Linked DNA regions of Homo sapiens: regions 1 and 2 are each linked to region 3. Evidence: chromatin contacts called from ENCODE Hi-C or POLR2A ChIA-PET data. All regions are on one chromosome and are shown on one strand. Each heading gives the region's core, a stretch centred on a gene start or an enhancer-like site at or near the end of the contact. The rest is flanking DNA. Distances are from core to core; before and after follow the strand shown.

Region 1 (2,700 bases), core at 182-2,681, 96 kb before region 3:
GTCGCCCAGAGTGCGGGGCGCTAGGCACTAAATAACAATAAATAATGTTTTTTATTAAGCAAAAAGCTCAGGTGAATGTATGAATCCTAGTGCAGGCTTTATGTTTACCCTGGCACCTTATTTAAAAGATCTTTATGGAATTTAAGCTGCCGATGCTTGCACTGGAAATGTGGCAGGGGCTTGTGAGAATGAGGGGGTGATGGGCACAGCAGGTGCAGGTGGAGCCATGGCAGAGCACGGGTGGCCAAGGCGGCAGGGCCAGGTTGGGAAGGACTTGGAGGCCCTGTGGGGAGTTTGGTCACAGCCCAAACAGCAGGGAGAAGCCTCCAACGCAGTTTGGGGAGAGAGGCTCACCACGTTTGCATTCTTGCAGCGACCCTTCTGTCTGCTGTCTGGGGTATGCCTGGGGCAAGGAGCCTCAGCCCCAGAGCTGGAGTGTCTCCGACACGGGGGCCCGCGGCGTCTGGGGTCCCTAGATGGTGGTTGACATCAGAGCAGAGCAACAACTGGGTTCTCAGGGGTCAGGATTTTGAGATTCCTCTTAGCCCCTGTTTTCTGGGGTCGGGATTTTGAGATTCCTCTTGCCCCTGTTTTCTGGGGTCGGGATTTTGAGATTCCTCCTAGCCCCTGTTTTCTGGGGTCAGGATTCTGAGCTTCTTCCTAGCCCCTGGTTTTCTGTGGTCCATCTTCTTTGCCTCCCTCCCCTGACGGGGCGATACCTGTGGCCCTGCAGGGTGCACAGCAGGTCTGTGTTCATGAGTCCTCCCATCAACTTGGACGTCTCTCATGAATTGAATGTGAAATAGATACTGAATGAATGCTTGTTGAACTTTTTTTAAAGATTTTCTTGTGTCCTTAGTGCTTTGAGACCTTCACATCCTGTGTGTTTGATCTCTCCATCTGCGGCAGCAAGTAGATAGGTGCTATCTCCAATATTTTATCCATGAGAAAAATGCGACCCACACTAGTTAGCTGGCCCATGGGGGACCCTGCTGTGCTCAGCTTGCTGGGGTGAGAGGACATCCCAGGTCCTCCTGCCCCTGTCCCCAGTGCAGGCGAGGGGTACACACAGGAGCTGTCACCGGTCTGCAGCGCCTGCTGGAGAACGAAGAAGCCTATCGGAGATTTAAAAACGAGGCTGCGGCCTTGCCTTCCGGGGCCTCCTGGCTCCTTATAAAGCAATAGGCTCAGAGCAGCAGCACCAGGGCTCCTGACAGCCGTAGAATTCCCAACATGGAAACGATTGCTTTGTTATATAAACTATTAATTCCAGCATTAAATAGTCTCCTGACACTGCACATGGAAACCGCCACTGCCGAGTGGGTCTGTGTGCTTGGAGCTGAGCCACGCTGTGGAAGCAGCTCTGTGGCCCGTTTCTTTCATCCCCTAGGGTCACGCGGCTCCCAAGTGTCCGTGTCTTGAGCCTGACGTTCACAGCACTGGCTCTGCACTGGTTCCAGTTGGGCCAGATTGGCTGGTGCGTGCCTGAGGCCGAGAGGAAGCCACAAGGGCCGGGTGTCTGTCTGTTCTGTCATCTTAACCCTGCGTTTGCCAGGCAGACCTTTCCCTGCTTTTGTAAGATTGGGTTTTGCCCTGAAACTCTGGATTGCAACATAAGTGAGAAAAAGAATTGTTCCCTTCAGGGAGGGAAAGAAGCATCATCCCTCAGTCTCATTCGACCTTCTGCTGGTGACTTTGCCTCACTGGGGTTTTCACTTCCAAAGTAGGACTTGTGTGTAAATCTCTCCTCTTTGTGATTTTAATTTCTGCTTCTGAAATTTTAATTCTTACGGAAAGTCTCTGAGAATAACATAAGTGGCGTTTTTTTAATGAAGTAGAAAATGTTTCTAAAGAGATCACTTATTTTTCTCACTGAGGTTACAATTACTGCATTTACTTTTCTGTCATAAAGTGAAAAGGAAATTAAATAAATGGGTACCTTGATGTGGAAGCAGGAAAATATGCTGTTTGGAATTTTACGTGGAAAGCGCTCTGGCAGGGGCTCCTGTGGTTCACATTCTCTGACAGCAGCCTTGAGGGTGTGCCTTAGACCCAGCCTCCCGGAGGGCCTCCCCGGAGACGGGAGTTGACTTTCGAAATAGCCTTGGATGACGTTCCCATCGCTTCCAGGTTTGGGGAAATATGAACAAGCAGGCTGTGAGCAGTGGATACGCCTAGCGGGATAACAGACACGTGATGGCCCCAGCTTAGAAACGTGGGGAAGGATGTGCCCTCTTTCGGAGCATTTGCGCCTTTAGTTTACGTAGCTGCATGCTGATGACCACATGCCCTGATGGACGCAAGGTGAGAGGGAGAGAAGAGAGGCAGGAATTAATTGATCATTCAGCCTGAACCAATGTGAAATGGAGGAAGCCCCAGGCACCGTCAGAGCCACCGTGTCCCTGGTGTGAAATGGAGGAAGGCTCGGGCACTGTCAGAGCCACCGTGTCCCTGGTGTGAAATGGAGGAAGGACCAGGCACCGTCAGAGCCACCATGTCCCTGGTGTGAAATGGAGGAAGCCCCGGGCACTGTCAGAGCCACCGTGTCCCTAGTGTGAAGGTGGAGGAAGCCCCAGGCACCGTCAGAGCCACCGTGTCCCTGGTGTGAAATGGAGGAAGGCTCGGGCACTGTCAGAGCCACCGTGTCCCTGGTGTGAAATGGAGGAAGGACCAGGCACCGTCAGAGCCACCATGTCCCTG
Region 2 (2,700 bases), core at 51-2,550, 75 kb before region 3:
ATGTTTGAATTATTCTGAGAGAGTTTTTCCAACATGTAGGTTAAAGTTGCTTCTTTAAAAGAAAATTACCTGTGAATTCTTTTGTAGTTCCCAGGGCACCGGTGAGGGTAGGGGCGATCGCTGGTGATGGACCCGATTCGTGAATCCCTTTGTTTTGCAAATGCCCTTCACTGGCATCCTCACATTGTTCTCACATGGAGCTTTCATGATAAGCAGGTGAAGTCGTGACTGTTGTCTTCTGTGTCAGAAGAAAAAAGTGAGGCTAAGGGATGACGGAACTCACCTGGTGTTCGAGGAAAGCCTGTGAGTCTCGGAACTCACCTGGTGGTCGAGGAAGCCTGTGAGTGTCAGTCGTGCTGTAATGAATCTCTCTGTCCATGCAGGCTCATGTGATTAGCTGCTTCTGCATCCTCAGTTGCCGTCTGCCTGGCCTCCTGGCTCTGCTCCTCTTTCTGGAGAGGAGATTTTATGGCCTCAGAGAGTGTCACCCATGCAAAAGAGGACACACCTGAGAGCCTGAATGAAAAGCTGGTGCCACCTCCTGGGCGCCCCTGCTGCCTTCTCCAAGGAGGCTGTGACCCAGGAAAATGTGTGCGGATGGAATGAAGGAGAATTTGTTCCCAAATCCACCCTCTGTTGTTTCACACCTGTCTTAAGCCCCGACACATATTGAGACCTTCTCTTACTCATGTGGGTGTCTCGGAGGCCCCTGTCGAGTTCAGGAGTGTGGAGGCACCTGCGTACTGTCAGCCTGTGACCAACGCTTCCCTCACTGTGTGTCAGTGCTGCCATGCAGACACCCTGTCTGTGAACACACAACACACCCAGACATGCACGCAGGCTGAGTTCACATGGCTTCAGTTCTCACAGAGGCCAGTGGGGGTCTATCTTCCATTTTATAGATGAGGAAACTGAAGTTCAGGGAGGCTGTCCAATGGCTGACGATCACACGGGGTCGCTCCTCGCAGGAGGATGCAAGCCCATCTTTGGCCGGCCATCTTACCACACAGGAGATCCGCGTCAGTCGCCACTGCGTGTTTCCTACATTCTCTCTCTCTCCACGATGCTGCAGGGGTGTTGATAAACCCTGTGTTTACCTTCGGATCATGCCATCTTCACAATCCCAGCTACTCCACGAGATAAGCATGGCGGGTTGTGGTTGTCTCACGGTCTTCTCTCTTGATAAAAGCCTGAGAGAGGTGGGTGTAGTAGGAGATGGTTATCTCTTGGCTTGGGGTGCGTTTTCTGTTCATCCGTGCACCTTACCTCACCTCTTCAAAGGCAGGAAGGTGTGGAAGAGAGAGGCACATGGCAGAGGGGGTGGCTGAGAGTGGCAGGATGGGTGGAGGAGACCGACACTTCAGCTCAGAGTCTGCAGGCTCTGCTCTGGAGGGGAAGCTAGACCCAACGTGAGAAGCACGGTTCATTTCTCCTGTTTTTGTAAAATTGTGAAATATGGCGCCTCTTCACACACAATCTCTCCCGTTCCCCATCCTGACTCATGTCTCCATCGCCATTATAACCACATGATACTCTGTCTATCTGCATGTCTGTGTATTCGTTATTTACCTACCTGTCAATCATCCATCCATTTATCAACCTCTCTGCATCTGTCTACATATTCGCCAATCATCTACTTACCTATCAAGCATCCATTTACGTCCACCATCCGTCCATCTATCAAACATTTCATCCATTTACCCCACTACTCAGCCATTCTTCCACCATCCACCTCCCCACCTCTCACTTTCTTCCATAAGAATACGAGGTCCACACAGGCCAGGATCTCTGTTCTGTTCATTCGTGTAGGCCAAGCACCTGAAATACTGCCTGGCTTCTATATTTTGAAGGAAGATGAGGGAGTGTGACACATTTGGGGAACGGCAAGAAGTTAGGTAGGAGCGGCTGGGTTATAGCATCTTGTGCATCACGCTCGGGAATTTGGACTTGATCCTGAAGATGATGGGATCCACTAGAATATTTTAGGTGAAGGGACAGTGGGGGCCAGTCAGGGTTTGAAGATCACTTTAGCAGCAGCATGGAGCATGGGCTGAAAGTGGGGGAGTCCAAACAACCCTGAATGCCTGAAACTGATGTGTACTTAAGAGATATCTGTCAGGGCTGGGTGCTGTGGCTCATGCCTGTAGTCCCAGCACTTTGGGAGGCCGAGGCGGGCAGATCACTTGAGTTCAGGAGTTCAAGACCAGTGTGGCCAACATGGCGAAACCCCATCTCTATGAAAAATACAAAAATTAGCCAGGCATGGTGGTGCATGCCTGTAATCCCAGCTATTCCAGAGGCTGAGGTGGGAGAATCTCTTGAACCCGGGAGGTGGAGGTTGCCGTGACCTGAGATCATACCACTGCACTCCAGCCTCGGCGACAGAGTGAGACTGTGTCTCAAAAAAAAAAAAAAAAAAATCAGTACCAGTGAGATTTGAGAAATGCTCAAAAGATAATAGCAATAGGACCTGAAGGTTGGGTTAATATGGAGGAACATGAGAGGAAATCAGGGTGACCTTGATGTCCTAGTTATGCACCTGCACAGAGGATAGTCTCCGATTCTGCACCCAGAGTGACTCCGAGATGTCCAGCTTATGCACCTGCACAGATAATGGTCTCCAATTCTGCTCCCAGGGTGAATCCGAGATGTCCTAGTTATGCACCTGCACAGATGATGGTCTCCAATTCTGCACCCAGG
Region 3 (2,700 bases), core at 134-2,633:
GAGCATGTTGGAGTGCTGCTCTCAGGTTGGCAGAAATGCCATCCTATTATCTCAAATCCTAGGCATAGCTCCAAATACCAAGGTGGCATTTATTTCAGCCATGAAACGTTTCACTGTAACACATTTAAGATGCTTTGAAATAATGAATTAAGTACCTTTGAATGGTAGTAGAGACATAAACCGTACGTTTTGAACAAATCAGAAATCTTTCCAAGGCCACGTGGCTGGGAAGCTGTGGCAGTGATGATGGAGGAAGAGGACAGTTTTCCTCTCCCACAGGAGGACCCAACAGTCCCCCTCAGCTGAGAGCCCCTTGTACCCGAGTAGAGGCTGCACGTTCACTGTGCACAGGGCAGGGTCCACATGGGGATGAGGGGCATCTCGGGGGGACTCTCTGTGGTCCGAGGGCAGGGAGCATAGCAGGAGAACAGTGTGGGGACATTTCAGGAGGCCAGGACTTCTCACGCTGGGAGGTCCCTGGGGACTTACGTGTCAGTGACTGTAACCTGTGCATGTGATGAGGACACGGGGACAGGAAAGATCCCCTGCCTGTCCCTCACCTCCAGGACATAGGGAGGGGCCCTCTGTGGCTATGGTTTTATCACCAAGCACCAAAACCCCTCTCAGAAGAAAGGGCTGACATTCCTGTCTTGCCCTCTCTGTGCCAATATAACCCTGAGGTGACTTTGCCTACAGATGCCTCAGGCTTTGCAGAAAGCTGTGGAGAACGCACAGACCTTAACAAGGCATTTAGAAACCTTTACTGTGCCAACCAGTGGTCATGGGATAGAATGCTAGGGAAGCCACAAGTGATTTCACAGGTGAAGTACAGAGACCCTCCCCTGAGGCCGAGCCTCTCAGGTCTAAAGACACCGTGACTTGATTTTACTTTTTAAATATTATTTTAACTGACAAGTTATAATTATATACATTTATGGGGTAGAGTGTGATGTTCTGATATATGCATACGACGTGGAATGTTTATCAAACTGATTAACATATCTGTCACCTTGCTTACCTCTCATTTTTTATGGTAAGACATTTGGAATATACTCTTGGTTATTTTGAAATGTAGATTACATTTTCATTTATTATAGTTACCCTGCTCTGCAATAGATCTCAAAACCTCTTCCTCCAATCTGAGGCTTTGTCTCTTCTGACCAACATCTCCCCATGTCCTCCCTCCCCCCCATCTCCTCCCTCCCCCAACTCCTCCCTCCCCCCAACTCCTCCCTCCCCCCCAGCCCTCGTGGTCACCATTCTATTCACTGCTAAATGCCACGTGTAAATGAGCTCATGTAGCCTTGGTCTTTCTGTGCCTGGCTTATTTCCGGCAGCCTAATGTCCTGGTTCAGCATACGGCAGGCTTCCCTCCTCACTGACGGCTGAATAGTGCCCACTGTGTGGCACAGTGTCCTTCCTGTTCAGCATACGGTCACCTTCCCTCCTGTCTGAAGGCTGAATAGCGCCCACTGTGTGAGGTAATGTCCTTCGGTTCAGCACAGAGCAGGCTTCCCTCCTCCCTGAAGGCTGAATAGCGCCCACTGTGTGGCCTAGCGTCCTTCCTGTTCAGCATGTGGCAGGCTTCCCTCCTCCCTGAAGGCTGAATAGCGCCCACTGTGTGGCCTAGCGTCCTTCCGGTTCAGCATGTGGCAGGCTTCCCTCCTCCCTGAAGGCTGAATAGCGCCCACTGTGTGGCATAATGTCCTTCCTGTTCAGCATACGGTCACCTTCCCTCCTGTCTGAAGGCTGAATAGCGCCCACTATGTGACGTAATGTCCTTTGGTTCAGCACAGAGCAGGCTTCCCTCCTCCCTGAAGGCTGAATAGCGCCCACTGTGTGGCATAATGTCCTTCCGGTTCAGCACACGGCAGACTTCCCTCCTCGCTGAAGGCTGAATAGCACCCACTGTGTGATGTAATGTCCTCCTGGTTCAGCACACGGCAGGGTTCCCTCCTCGCTGAAGGCTGAATAGCACCCACTGTGTGCCATAATGTCCTTCCAGTTCAGCACAGAGCAGGCTTCCCTCCTCCCTGAAGGCTGAATAGCGCCCACTGTGTGACGTAATGTCCTTCCGGTTCAGCACAGGCCCGGCTTCCCTCCTCGCTGAAGGCTGAATAGCGCCCAGTGTGCCGGCTCTGCCTGCTCTGCATCCATTCGTGGGTCTTTGGGCACTGTGGTTGATTTGTCTTCTTGACCCTTGTGGATAACACTCCAGTGAATGTAGGGATGCCGATAATCTGGATTCCTGATCAATTTCAGTTCCTTTGGCCCAATACCCAGTAGCAAGATTGCTGGATCATATGGTAGTTCTATATTTAGGTTTTTGAGAAATCTCCATACCATTTTCCATAATGGCTGTGCTAATTTGCATTCCCACCAATAGCGTGCAAGGGTTTTCTTTTCTCTGCATCCTCATCAACGGGTATTTTTCCTCTTTTTGATAAACACGTTGTAACCAGTGCAAGAAATGTGAGGTGATGTCTCCTTGTGGGTTGTTTTTTTTTTTTTTCCTTTTCCTTTTTCTTTTTCTTTTTTTTTCTTTTTTTTTTTTTTTTTTGAGACGGAGTCTCGCTCTGTCACCCAGGCTGGAGTGCAGTGACGCAATCTCTGCTCACTGCAACCTCCGCTTCCCGGGTTCAAGCTATTCTCCTGCCTCAGCCTCCTGAGTAGCTGGGATTACAGGCGCGTACCATGGCA

Evidence for each region. A loop is a pair of places that touch in the nucleus more often than their neighbours do. ChIA-PET counts read pairs that join two places held with the same protein, here RNA polymerase II (POLR2A). Pooled maps may share reads with other maps.
Region 1: a map of posterior cingulate gyrus shows a loop between it and region 3 (2.2-fold over the local background). The contact joins two enhancer-like sites. A Hi-C loop is called at or near these places in 2 of 168 maps with a recorded cell type or tissue (dorsolateral prefrontal cortex and posterior cingulate gyrus) and 1 of 50 pooled maps. POLR2A ChIA-PET finds 5 or more read pairs at or near these places in 2 of 52 experiments (activated CD4-positive, alpha-beta T cell and activated CD8-positive, alpha-beta memory T cell).
Region 2: a map of naive thymus-derived CD4-positive, alpha-beta T cell shows a loop between it and region 3 (3-fold over the local background). The contact joins two enhancer-like sites. A Hi-C loop is called at or near these places in 2 of 168 maps with a recorded cell type or tissue (CD4-positive, alpha-beta memory T cell and naive thymus-derived CD4-positive, alpha-beta T cell) and 3 of 50 pooled maps. POLR2A ChIA-PET finds 5 or more read pairs at or near these places in 3 of 52 experiments (PC-3, PC-9 and activated CD4-positive, alpha-beta T cell).

The regions. Positions count from the first base shown.
Region 1 is chr10:489,887-492,586 of GRCh38, reverse strand. The region is part of intron 1 of DIP2C (disco interacting protein 2 homolog C); the gene reads left to right. Among named protein-coding and RNA genes, the nearest start is that of DIP2C-AS2, 140 kb to the left of the region's middle. RefSeq lists an enhancer at 857-1,384. Within about 2 kb of position 1,431, at least 12 of the 41 ENCODE cell types and tissues checked have a DNase peak (open chromatin) inside an H3K27ac peak, as active enhancers do; they include dorsolateral prefrontal cortex, where a contact is called at or near this core.
Region 2 is chr10:469,036-471,735 of GRCh38, reverse strand. All of the region lies in intron 3 of DIP2C (disco interacting protein 2 homolog C), which reads left to right. Among named protein-coding and RNA genes, the nearest start is that of DIP2C-AS2, 160 kb to the left of the region's middle. RefSeq lists an enhancer at 813-1,328. Within about 2 kb of position 1,300, at least 3 of the 41 ENCODE cell types and tissues checked have a DNase peak (open chromatin) inside an H3K27ac peak, as active enhancers do.
Region 3 is chr10:393,639-396,338 of GRCh38, reverse strand. All of the region lies in intron 10 of DIP2C (disco interacting protein 2 homolog C), which reads left to right. Among named protein-coding and RNA genes, the nearest start is that of DIP2C-AS2, 230 kb to the left of the region's middle. Within about 2 kb of position 1,383, at least 11 of the 41 ENCODE cell types and tissues checked have a DNase peak (open chromatin) inside an H3K27ac peak, as active enhancers do; they include dorsolateral prefrontal cortex, where a contact is called at or near this core.